2 separate regions of the Homo sapiens genome follow, and region 2 is linked to region 1. The links are chromatin loops, found by intact Hi-C in ENCODE. Cell type or tissue: mammary epithelial cell. All regions are shown on one strand.

The links. Peaks named below come from ENCODE experiments on the same cell type or tissue, not always from the same donor. Only the 100,000 strongest peaks of a DNase experiment are listed, where the experiment ranks them.
Region 2: a loop joins it to region 1, with 2.7 times the contacts of the local background. A loop is called at or near these places in 3 of 110 quality-filtered maps.

The regions. Positions count from the first base shown.
Region 1 is chr12:105,042,293-105,047,292 of GRCh38, reverse strand. It overlaps ALDH1L2 (aldehyde dehydrogenase 1 family member L2), which reads left to right. Exons shown (of 23, transcript NM_001034173.4): 14 at 324-394; 15 at 478-583. Among named protein-coding and RNA genes, the nearest start is that of ALDH1L2, 40 kb to the left of the region's middle. In mammary epithelial cell, no CTCF peak of the experiment used is centred here; no DNase peak of the experiment used is centred here.
Region 2 is chr12:104,344,685-104,349,684 of GRCh38, reverse strand. TXNRD1 (thioredoxin reductase 1) reads right to left here. Exons shown (of 17, transcript NM_001093771.3): 17 at 1-1,332. The coding sequence ends at 1,264. Among named protein-coding and RNA genes, the nearest start is that of EID3, 43 kb to the right of the region's middle. In mammary epithelial cell, no CTCF peak of the experiment used is centred here; a DNase peak (open chromatin) is centred at 2,104.

The DNA.
Region 1 (5,000 bases):
TCCTGTCCCCATTATTAATATAGGGATTCTGTTACTAAGGACAGAGGGGAGAGTGGATAATAGGCAGGCAGTTCACATTCTCTGCCAGGCCAAGCAATTAGGAATGGACTAAATTAGAATTATGTTTATTCTTCTGTGTTTCATGGTTCTCTTGAGAAACAAATAGCTGTTCCTTCTTTGGCATGAATATAGTTCTTATCAACAAACGCTCTTTTCATATCAGCTAACAAAAAGTAAGAGAGGAAGACAGAAAATGGATCCTTTGAGATGAAATTTACTTATTTAAATTAGTAAAATAAGTATCAACTTTTCTCATTCTTTAGGGTTCTACTATTCCAATCAACCAGGCCCGTCCAAATCGCAATCTGACCTTCACCAAGAAAGAGCCACTCGGGTAAGATAAGGAGAGTGCCTCTGAGTGAATCATGAGTTGTGTTATTTGAAACAACTAAGCATGTCGAATTTCTTCCCCTGCAGTGTCTGTGCCATTATTATTCCCTGGAACTACCCGCTGATGATGCTGGCATGGAAGAGTGCTGCGTGTTTGGCAGCAGGCAATACCTTAGTGCTCAAGCCAGCACAGGTAAGGCCACAAAGGGCCAGGTGCAGAATTGCCTCCTCTCTTATATCCAGTACTTCAAAAAAGTGAAATATATTTATAAATAGCAAACAAAAATGAGATGGTATGGCATTTTTCTCATATATCATGGACAACTTTTCATGTCAGTAAATATTCATTTTTAATAGCTACCTAATACATTGTATGGAGATTCCACAATTTAAAATTTTCATAATAATAGAAGCAAGCATGGTGCACATCAGTGAAGTCCAATGACTTTCTACGAACCAATTCAATTCTTGCAAAATGCCAAGTGCCCAACAATTAGGGAATTATTTAGAGTAATTATCAGACATCAAAAAAAGTATTATGCAGGTATTCAAACTTAATTGTCAAAAATATTGTAAAGGCGGAGGTTGCAATGAGCCGAGATCGTGCCACTGCATTCCAGCCTGGGCAACAAAGCAAAGACTCTGTCTCACAAAAAAAAAAAAAAAAAAAAAAAAAAAAAATATATATATATATATATATATATATATAGAGAGAGAGAGAGAGAGAGAGAGAGAGAGAGAGAGAGAGAGAGAAGATGTAGAAGATGAGGGAAAAGCATGTAAAAGAATGTCTGTAATTATAAAAATATATCCAGATGGATAACAAGAAAATACTTTTAAGAAATAGTTCAGGTAGTTTTCAAAAAAATCTCTTAATGCTACAATAGCTTTTTAAGAAAAAAATATGGCAGCCAAGTTAACACTGGCTGAGCTTTTACTATATAAAGTGCACTATGTAAAATTAGAAGAAAAATAAACTTCTTACTTGGGTTTCTGTTATCTGCAGGTAACTTTACTAGGTAGTAGGCATTCTGAGGTGCATAAGTCGTGGAGTAAACTTGGTCTTTATTCTAGAAGTTTATAATTTGTTACCTCTCAACTCTTATTTCTTCTTTCAGAGTTTAAAAAAATACAGTTTCATTTGGCATAGCTACATGGTCATGTGGCCACGGCCATTTTGTTTTAATCATTAAAAACGATTTTATTTGAAAAAGTAGGTATACGTTCAAAGTTTTCAAAATTCAAAAGATACAAAGAGGTAGATAGTGAAATGTCTCCCTTCTATCATTATTCCCCAGCCAAGCAGTTTACCTCCCAGAGACAACCAATGTGATTGTTATCTATTAGTGGCTTAGATATCCCAGAGATAGTCTCTACATATATATGTGTATATTTATGAATATGTAGTTTCATTATGTATATGTAGAGAGATATATATTATTATATGTAGATATATATAGTATTATATATGTGTATATGTATATATTGCTAATTAATGGGCATAAAGTTTCAATTACTGGCCAGGCAAGGTGGCTCACACCTATAATCCCAGCACTTTGGGAGGCCAAGGCGGGTGGATCACTTGAGGTCAGGAGTTCAAGACCAGCCTGGCCAACATGGTGAAACCCCATCTCTACTAAAAATACAAAAAATTAGCTGGGCATGGTGGCGGATGCCTGTAATCCCAGCTACTCCAGAGGCTGAGGCAGGAGAATCGTTTGAACCCAGGAGGCAGAGGTTGCAGTGAGCGGAGGTTGCACCATTGCACTCCAGCCTGGGCAACAAGAGTGAAACTCTGTCTCAAAAAACAAACAAACAAACAAACTTCAATCATGTAAGATGAATAAGTTCTAGAGGTCCTCTGTGCAGTATTGTACCTATAGTTAATTAATACTATATTTTATACTTCAAAATTTGTTAAGAGAGTAGAGCTCACGTTAAATGTTCTTACCACAATAAAATTTTTAAAAACACACACAAAAAGTAGCATTCTATATACTTAGCAAAAAAAAAAATTCTAACTTTTTTTAGCAGTTTCCATTGTATAGATAAAACATATTTTACTTAATCAATCCATAATTATGGATATTCAGATTTTTTCTCCTTTTGCTGTATAAACCATGCTACAGTTAATAACCTTATAAACCTTGTAAGTATAATGCACATGTGCAAGTATATTTATAGTATATGTTTCTAATAGCAGAATCCCTCAGTTAAAAGATACATGTATTTGTGTGATAGATATTGACAAATCCATCCATGGGGGTCATATTAGCTCACCAGCATTATACAAGAGTACTGTCTCCCACTCTTGTTTAATAGGTGCACAACCCATTAAACAGCAAGAAGCTAGTTGAGTGAAGTGAGGAGACAGGTAATCTAGCCCAGTAGAGCTCCACACTGGCTGTACATTAGAATCACCTAAAGTTCTCCTTTTAAAATGCTGATATTGGGCCCCACTGGCAGAGATGGGGCCCCATATCAGCATTGTAAAAGGAGGGATCTGATTTAATTGGTCTGAGTTGGAGACCACGCATTGGTATTGCTTAAAAGCGTCACGTTTTTCCAAGGCACAGCCAGGATAGAGAACCACTAAATGAAATCCAATGAGTGCTAATCACTGAGGAATGGCAATGAGTATATATAATGTCCAAAAATTACAAACATTCTTTGAGTGCATACCAGTTGCCAGATAGGTAGTAGTGATGAAGATACACAAAGTTTCTGTCTCCATGGAAATTACAGGCTGGCTCTATCTGCAGTTTAAAACTGGCAGTTTTATAGTTGAAGATAATTTAAATCCTGAGAATGAAAGACCCAAAGGTGCCATTGTTATGCTGGACTTTTTAATTTTATTGGATAATATTATGCAGTGATGCATTTATAATATTAGGGCTCTGTGTGAAAGTCAAGAGGACTGAATTGAGATGACTCCTCTTAAACCTGTTGTCTGCTTTGTTATATGTGTGAAAGATTCTCTCCTGGCTTCATACAAAAGAAAGCACAGATTTTCATGGCCTAGTGTGGTCTGGTCCAGGTGTGACAAGTTCTGACTTTATTAACCTCATTTTTAGCAATGACCTACACTTGCCCAGAACCATACTAGAGGCTTTCCCATGTATTATGCAAACCTATAATCCTGCAGGGACACTGGATAGCCAAATGGAAGAAAACCAATAAAAATGAAAAGAGTTGTGATGGAGATGAAACCATTTATTTTATTTATAAATCACATTTTAAAACCTTTATATTCTTACTTTAAAAGAATTATAATTAATTCAGGATAGTTAGTTTTTAAACATCTTTCTAATTATGATGGTTTCATACCAAGGCATAATCAGATATACTTGGGCTAGGATCATCTTCAACTACACTAGATGTAAATCCACTATTTCAACAGTGTTGATAACTTCAAATATTTTGGGCCAACTTCTCATCGAGTTAAGTCTACATTGACGATTTACAAACCTCACAATGTGACTGTCGTGGATCTGTTACTAGAAGGAGGAAAAGTGGTGGCCCTGCCTCTTTCTTGTTTGTTTGCTACCATTATTATTTATTGTGCAGTTTCTATGCACATTTTTTGGCCACTTGTACATTTTACAAAGACAAGCTTAATTAAAATAACAACATAGCCTGTGAACCCATGTAATCAGGCCTGTAAACTTCATCAGAGGGCAATCTTCTGAAGGCAAATGAGCAAGGGAAGGAACCACTGCCACCCTCTTGGTCTTGTGAGCTCCTATTCTTTCCTGGGACACTGCCTGTACCTTTGTGACCCATGACCATATGACCTTCATTCAGACTGTGTGAGAGCAGCGTTATCCAGCCATACAATAAATGTTAGTTATGGTTCATTTATTTCATATCTTTGTCAGCTAAAATATATAAATAAAAGTTCCACTATTTTCTTTTCCCACCTCAATGGATCCTCTTGCACACCCCATTTTTAGAGTCCAAGCTAACCAAATACTGACTTAAGACTGAATGGACGTTGGTTTTTAAGAGTGTGAAGGTATTGCTTTCATTTTGCTTTGGAGATTTGCATTGCTATAATAGATGTTTAAGGTGAGATCCATATTATGCCACTTTTTATGTGAGAAAGAAGGGAAAATAAGAAAATATGTATTTGCTGATTTGAATAAAAGGAAACAGGAAAGATAAACTAGAGACTAATGAAATTATCTATAGAACATGGGATGAATGGGGTGGAAAGGAGGGTGGGAGAACAACATTCTCTGAATGGATGTTTTGAATAGTCCTGACTTTTGGAAGCATAGTCCCCATATTTAATGACAGCAAAGAAAAGAAATATAATCAACAAAGATGGGGCCAAAACCCTAAAATTAAATATAAACAAAACAAATTAAGCCATATTTCAAATGAATAACATGACCCCATTGAAGAGAATGAGGAAGCATGAACCCAAGTCACTTTTGACTAACTTTGGACTATATGTCCTCAGGATAAAGGCAACGCAAAACAACAACAACAAAAAAACCCAAATACATATTAAACTCTAATTAATAGGCTTCTTTTTCATAGGGACATGGCTTAACAATTCTCAAATTACTTTCTCTATGTTTTAGGATTAAGCAAATAAGTAAATG
Region 2 (5,000 bases), 700 kb after region 1:
AGCTGAGATAGAATCCTCAGCCAGTACATTGACAAACACATAACTGAGGCATTAATACCTCTTTATAATAATGCAAGTTGAAATGCTAACAAAGCATAAACACTTCTGCAAAAATTCCACAAGGCACAGTTGTTCATTCAACAGAAAAAGTCAAAACCACTTGGTTTTTAAATGAAAATCCTTCACATCCACCTGTGTTCAAAATATTAATAATAACTTATGATATTAATAACTTCCTTTAAAAAGCAATTACCACAAAACAGCTAAATCATAAGCATGAAAAGACTTATTTTCCTACTAATGTAGTCTTAGAAAGAAATAGATACCCAATGTCATTATTTTTTTTAGCATAAAGCTAAAGCTACCAGAAAAACTTTTAAACAAGTTACGTGTTTTCCATTGCAAATGATCTCAGCTTGCTTAGACCAGCACACAATAAACTAAAGACAGAAAGATATGTACTGTTTCTCCCCCATTTCTGGTGTATGTCTGCCTCCATGACAAATAATGGTGAGAATCATACTATACTACCAAATGCCAGGCAATGGCTGGCCAAGTAGCCATTTCCCTTCCTAAACAGACCTTAAAATAATAATCATCCATCATGTAGCACACAGGGGCAAATTTGGCTAGAGTTGATCGCAGATGTACTTGTTTTGGGAATATATGAGAGAAGAAACTGCTGAGCAGGTCAGTAAAGAACAGTCCATTTCAGCTGCAGGACAGTTCTCTTTCCCGGGACAAGCCTACATAGCCTCCAAGGGAGCCAAACTATCCCTTCCATGCAACAAGACACCTTGCATGGATACTCTAGCCATGACTTGCTTTTGGACAAAAATCAACTGCTAACGTTTTTCATCTCTAATATCATTAACACCATGGAGAAAAAAGAAAAAAATTCAACCCTAGAAAACTTGACAACGAGAATAAGAAAATCCACAAGGAAAGGTCATGCTAAAACTGATTTGACAGTTGTTCCATCACCGCCTACCACATGGGCTTGAGACTGGTGACTTCATGGATGCATCCCTTCGATGCCCTGCCAAATGTCAGCTTCAAGTCTGTCAGTGACCCCAGTGTGATGCTGCCTGCCTTCTATTCACCAACTCCTATCCAAGAGATCCAAGGGGGCCTTGGGCGGTGGTAAGCACAGGACACGCAGGTGCCAAGAGCCCAAGAACCCTCTAGAAAACTTCGCCTTGGATTTGGGCACGGAAACGAGCCAGTGGTTTGCAGTCTTGGCAACAGCATCCACACTGGGGCTTAACCTCAGCAGCCAGCCTGGAGGATGCTTGCCCCAGAGCGCTTGGTCACAGACAATGTTGTGAATACCTGCAGGGGAAGAGAAAGCACAACATCTTCAGATGCCTGAGCAAATGAGGTAACAGGGAACAGTTCAGATAATGCCATATGCATTAAAACCATCTTAGGCGACTACCAAAATGAATAAAACAGAGAAGTAGTATGATCAAGGATATCTTCTATTTCTCCAGAGAATAAAAGGGGGAAGACATTTTAAAACCAAGATGAAAGAGAAAAAAAATTTAGGTTATATCTACTGAAGAATTTTGTTAGCATGAGGATGATTAAAACAGATCAGGTACCCACAGGTGCTTGTCAACCCTCTAAAAGAAATTCACCATAAAATATTTTGGATATAAAGAAGGGTATAAAGTGCCCAGTTAGCCCTGTGTGTGCCACCCCATTGGCCTTTTCCTCCTTTCCCTCCACCGAGTTGGTCTTATCATTCCTAGGCATTTCTTCCTGCATTTCTCTTGTTTTTTTAAGAAGCTTTACCTGCAAATGGCAAGATGATGTAGATTCTTTTGTTACCCTGCTTTTTTGTATCCCATATGGATACAAATAGCTAATTCTTCCATTTTTTTCACTGAATGGAGTTCGAGTCAATCACTATAGTATAGAACAACACATACAGTGTAGTATATATGGTGTATATTGTAGTATTCAATTATTCGACTAGTGAATATGAATCACACATTTGGGCTCCTTCTGCTGGCCATCCAAGCTGTTGCCAATATGCTCTTTGCAATACGATGCTGTGACATTCCAGCACATCTCCTTGCACACAGAGCTGGAGTACAACTGCTGAGTCAGAGGGCAGGTGAAACTTTGGCTTGACTAGATTTTCAAGGTACCTGAACCAACCTATACTCTCATTTGCAGTGACTAACAAGTTCTCCTTGTTTCATATCCTTGCAAACATTTGATGGTTGTGGACTTGACAGTTTTAGACAATCTTTACTTGCTACTGCTCAAGATTGCCTGTACGTAAAAACAAAAATACTTGTGAATAAGGGGGAAAACAGTTTTGTGTAAGGGAGGAACAATACTGAGAAAAGTCTTTAGTCTGTTTTAGCCTCAGAGGGTGACAAAGCCTTTACTTCTCAAAAAAATCCAGACCAAATACTAATGGCCAGTATCTTAAAAAGTTTTAAAATACAAATGCATTAGAAAATATGGATAATTCATATCCAAAAAAAAAAATCATTATAAGAAGAAAGAGGCTCATCATTGTTAGCAAAGATATGCTAAAATCCTTGAAATCGTTATTTTATTATTATTTTTATTTTTGAGACAGTCTCACTCTGTCACCCAGGCTGGAGTGCAGCGGCACAATCTTGGCTCACTGCAACCTCTGCCTCCTAGGTTCAAGCGATTCTCCTGCCTCAGCCTCCCGAGTAGGTGGGATTACAGGCACCTGCCACCATGCTCGGATAATTTTTGGATTTTTAGTAGAGACAGGGTTTCACCACGTTGACCAGGCTTGTCTCAAACTCCTGACCTCAGGTGACCCACCTGCCTCGGCCTCCCAAAGTGCTTAGATTACAGGCATGAGCCACTGTGCCTGGCCAATAGTTATCCTTTTTATACTCATTATAGAAAAAACATTGACACTGAATTTTGCAACATTTTAATTAGCACTCTTATATGCAATGCTGGTGACATTATAAACTAGTACAACTTTTTTGGAAAGGCAATAAAATTCCTTTGTTTAAAAAAAATGTAGGAGTACAGATGAGGACGGGGAAACAATACATGATAATAAAAATAACTGTGTTAGAAAGGGGTATTAAGGGCAATTCAAACATGCTTTCTTTTCCATTTTTATAATGAGGAAAAAAATAAAGAGCCAAAGAATACATTTAAACAAATTCCAGGCTTATCAATTTGCAAGCCTGGGTTCTATTTCTCAGAAACTGATTTAGAAATAGAACTTGTAGGAGATGTGGATACAAAACTAAATCCACCAAAATGAGCTCTTATCTGTTTTTTCTCATATTGATGTTGTTCTTATGTTAAAAAGATGGAGGAAGCCAAACTGCCATCGTTGATCAGTCTAAATAAAAAACTGGCCAGGCACCGTGGCTCACGCCTGCAATCCCAGCACTTTGGGAAGCCAAGGCGGGAGGATTGCTTGAGCCCAGGAGTTTGAGACCAGCCTGGGCAACATAATGCGACCCTGTCTCAAATATATATATATATATTAGCTGGAAACAGTGGCATGTACCTGTGGTCCCAGCTACTCAGGAGACTGAGGCAGGAACATCGCTTGAGCTTGAAAGGTCAAGGCTGCAGTGAACTGAGATCACACCACTGCACTCCAGCCTGGGTGACAGGAACCCTATCTCAAATAAATGAAAAAAACTGCTTGGGTCAATTGACAGATTTCATTCGTACACAACTGTTTTAGAATTTTTATAAAAACATGTATTTTTAAAAAATGAGCAGAAGGGGCAGCCTCCATGCCCTTCCATCCCAACACACAGGACTCGTACAAGGGTCAGGAGCTGCTGGAGGCTTTCCACCTCACATACTCTTATCTGTCCCCACCACTTCCAGCCGCAGAAGGCTCCCTCACTTTAGAGTGGGATTATATTGACTATTAAATTAAAAACAAACAAAAAACACAAAAACTTTTAATATTTGGCACTAAAATTCATTTAAGACATTACAAGGAAGTATTTTCAAATGTTTTCCTCTTGAACTATTGTTTTTCTCCTCTACAAGTGAACTTCATAACTATGTGTAATCCGTTTCCTACTCAATGACTGCGGCTCAGGTGTTCAGAATAAATGACCACCAACCCCATCTCACACTGAATACGGCAAATGCATTGCTAATGCCCCAGGCGCTGAGAATCCCTCTCACACAGGACAAACAAGAGTAGCCTCTCCTCTTACAGCAATTCTAGAATTCTAGTAATTCCCTTTGGAAATTACTTTGCTAAGGAATTTGTCAACTTTTGTAAGTAATTACTCCTCAGAGTCAAAGACTGCTCTCAATTGCCCAGGATTTTTACCAAAGTGAGTCACTGTGCCAGCCTACCACAGCTGGCTCTGGAGCTGCAGCTATTTTTGAGCACTCAGTTTAAAGTAGTACTCAGGACTGGTTTAAAAATTATTATTATTTCTAATTCATCCACTGGACTAACACTTGTGAAATTCACTGACAATGTACTGGGGAAATGAAATTTTAAAAGGCATGTAAAATTAAAACACCATTGTTTATTACTAGATCAGTCACTGTCAAATTATTGTTAAAATTTCTAAACTTTCTTCTTCGTTTCTAGCCTTCTATCATTATGGACTAATAACAAACATTCTGTGGACCACTTCTGAACCGCATTCCCCACAGAATATCACATTCCCCACAGAATATGTCTGGACGATAAAAACAGTGGGTCCAGTAGCAAATCCAAATACTATCCAAGTCAGAACCCAGCATTTGGCAGAGAAAAGAGTTCCTCCTATGAACCCCTAAAAGACTTCCTTGGGATAAATGCCCAGTTAAGTAGTGGGATTGCTGGATCATATGGTAGCTCTATTTGCAGATTTTTGAGGAACCTCCATACTGTTGACCACAGTGGCTGTGCTAGCTTACTCACAGAAGTAAAAAGTAGAACAGAGATTACTAGAGGCTGGTAAGGGTTGGGAGAAGGAGATAGGGAGAGATTTGTTAAAGGATATAAAACTACAGCT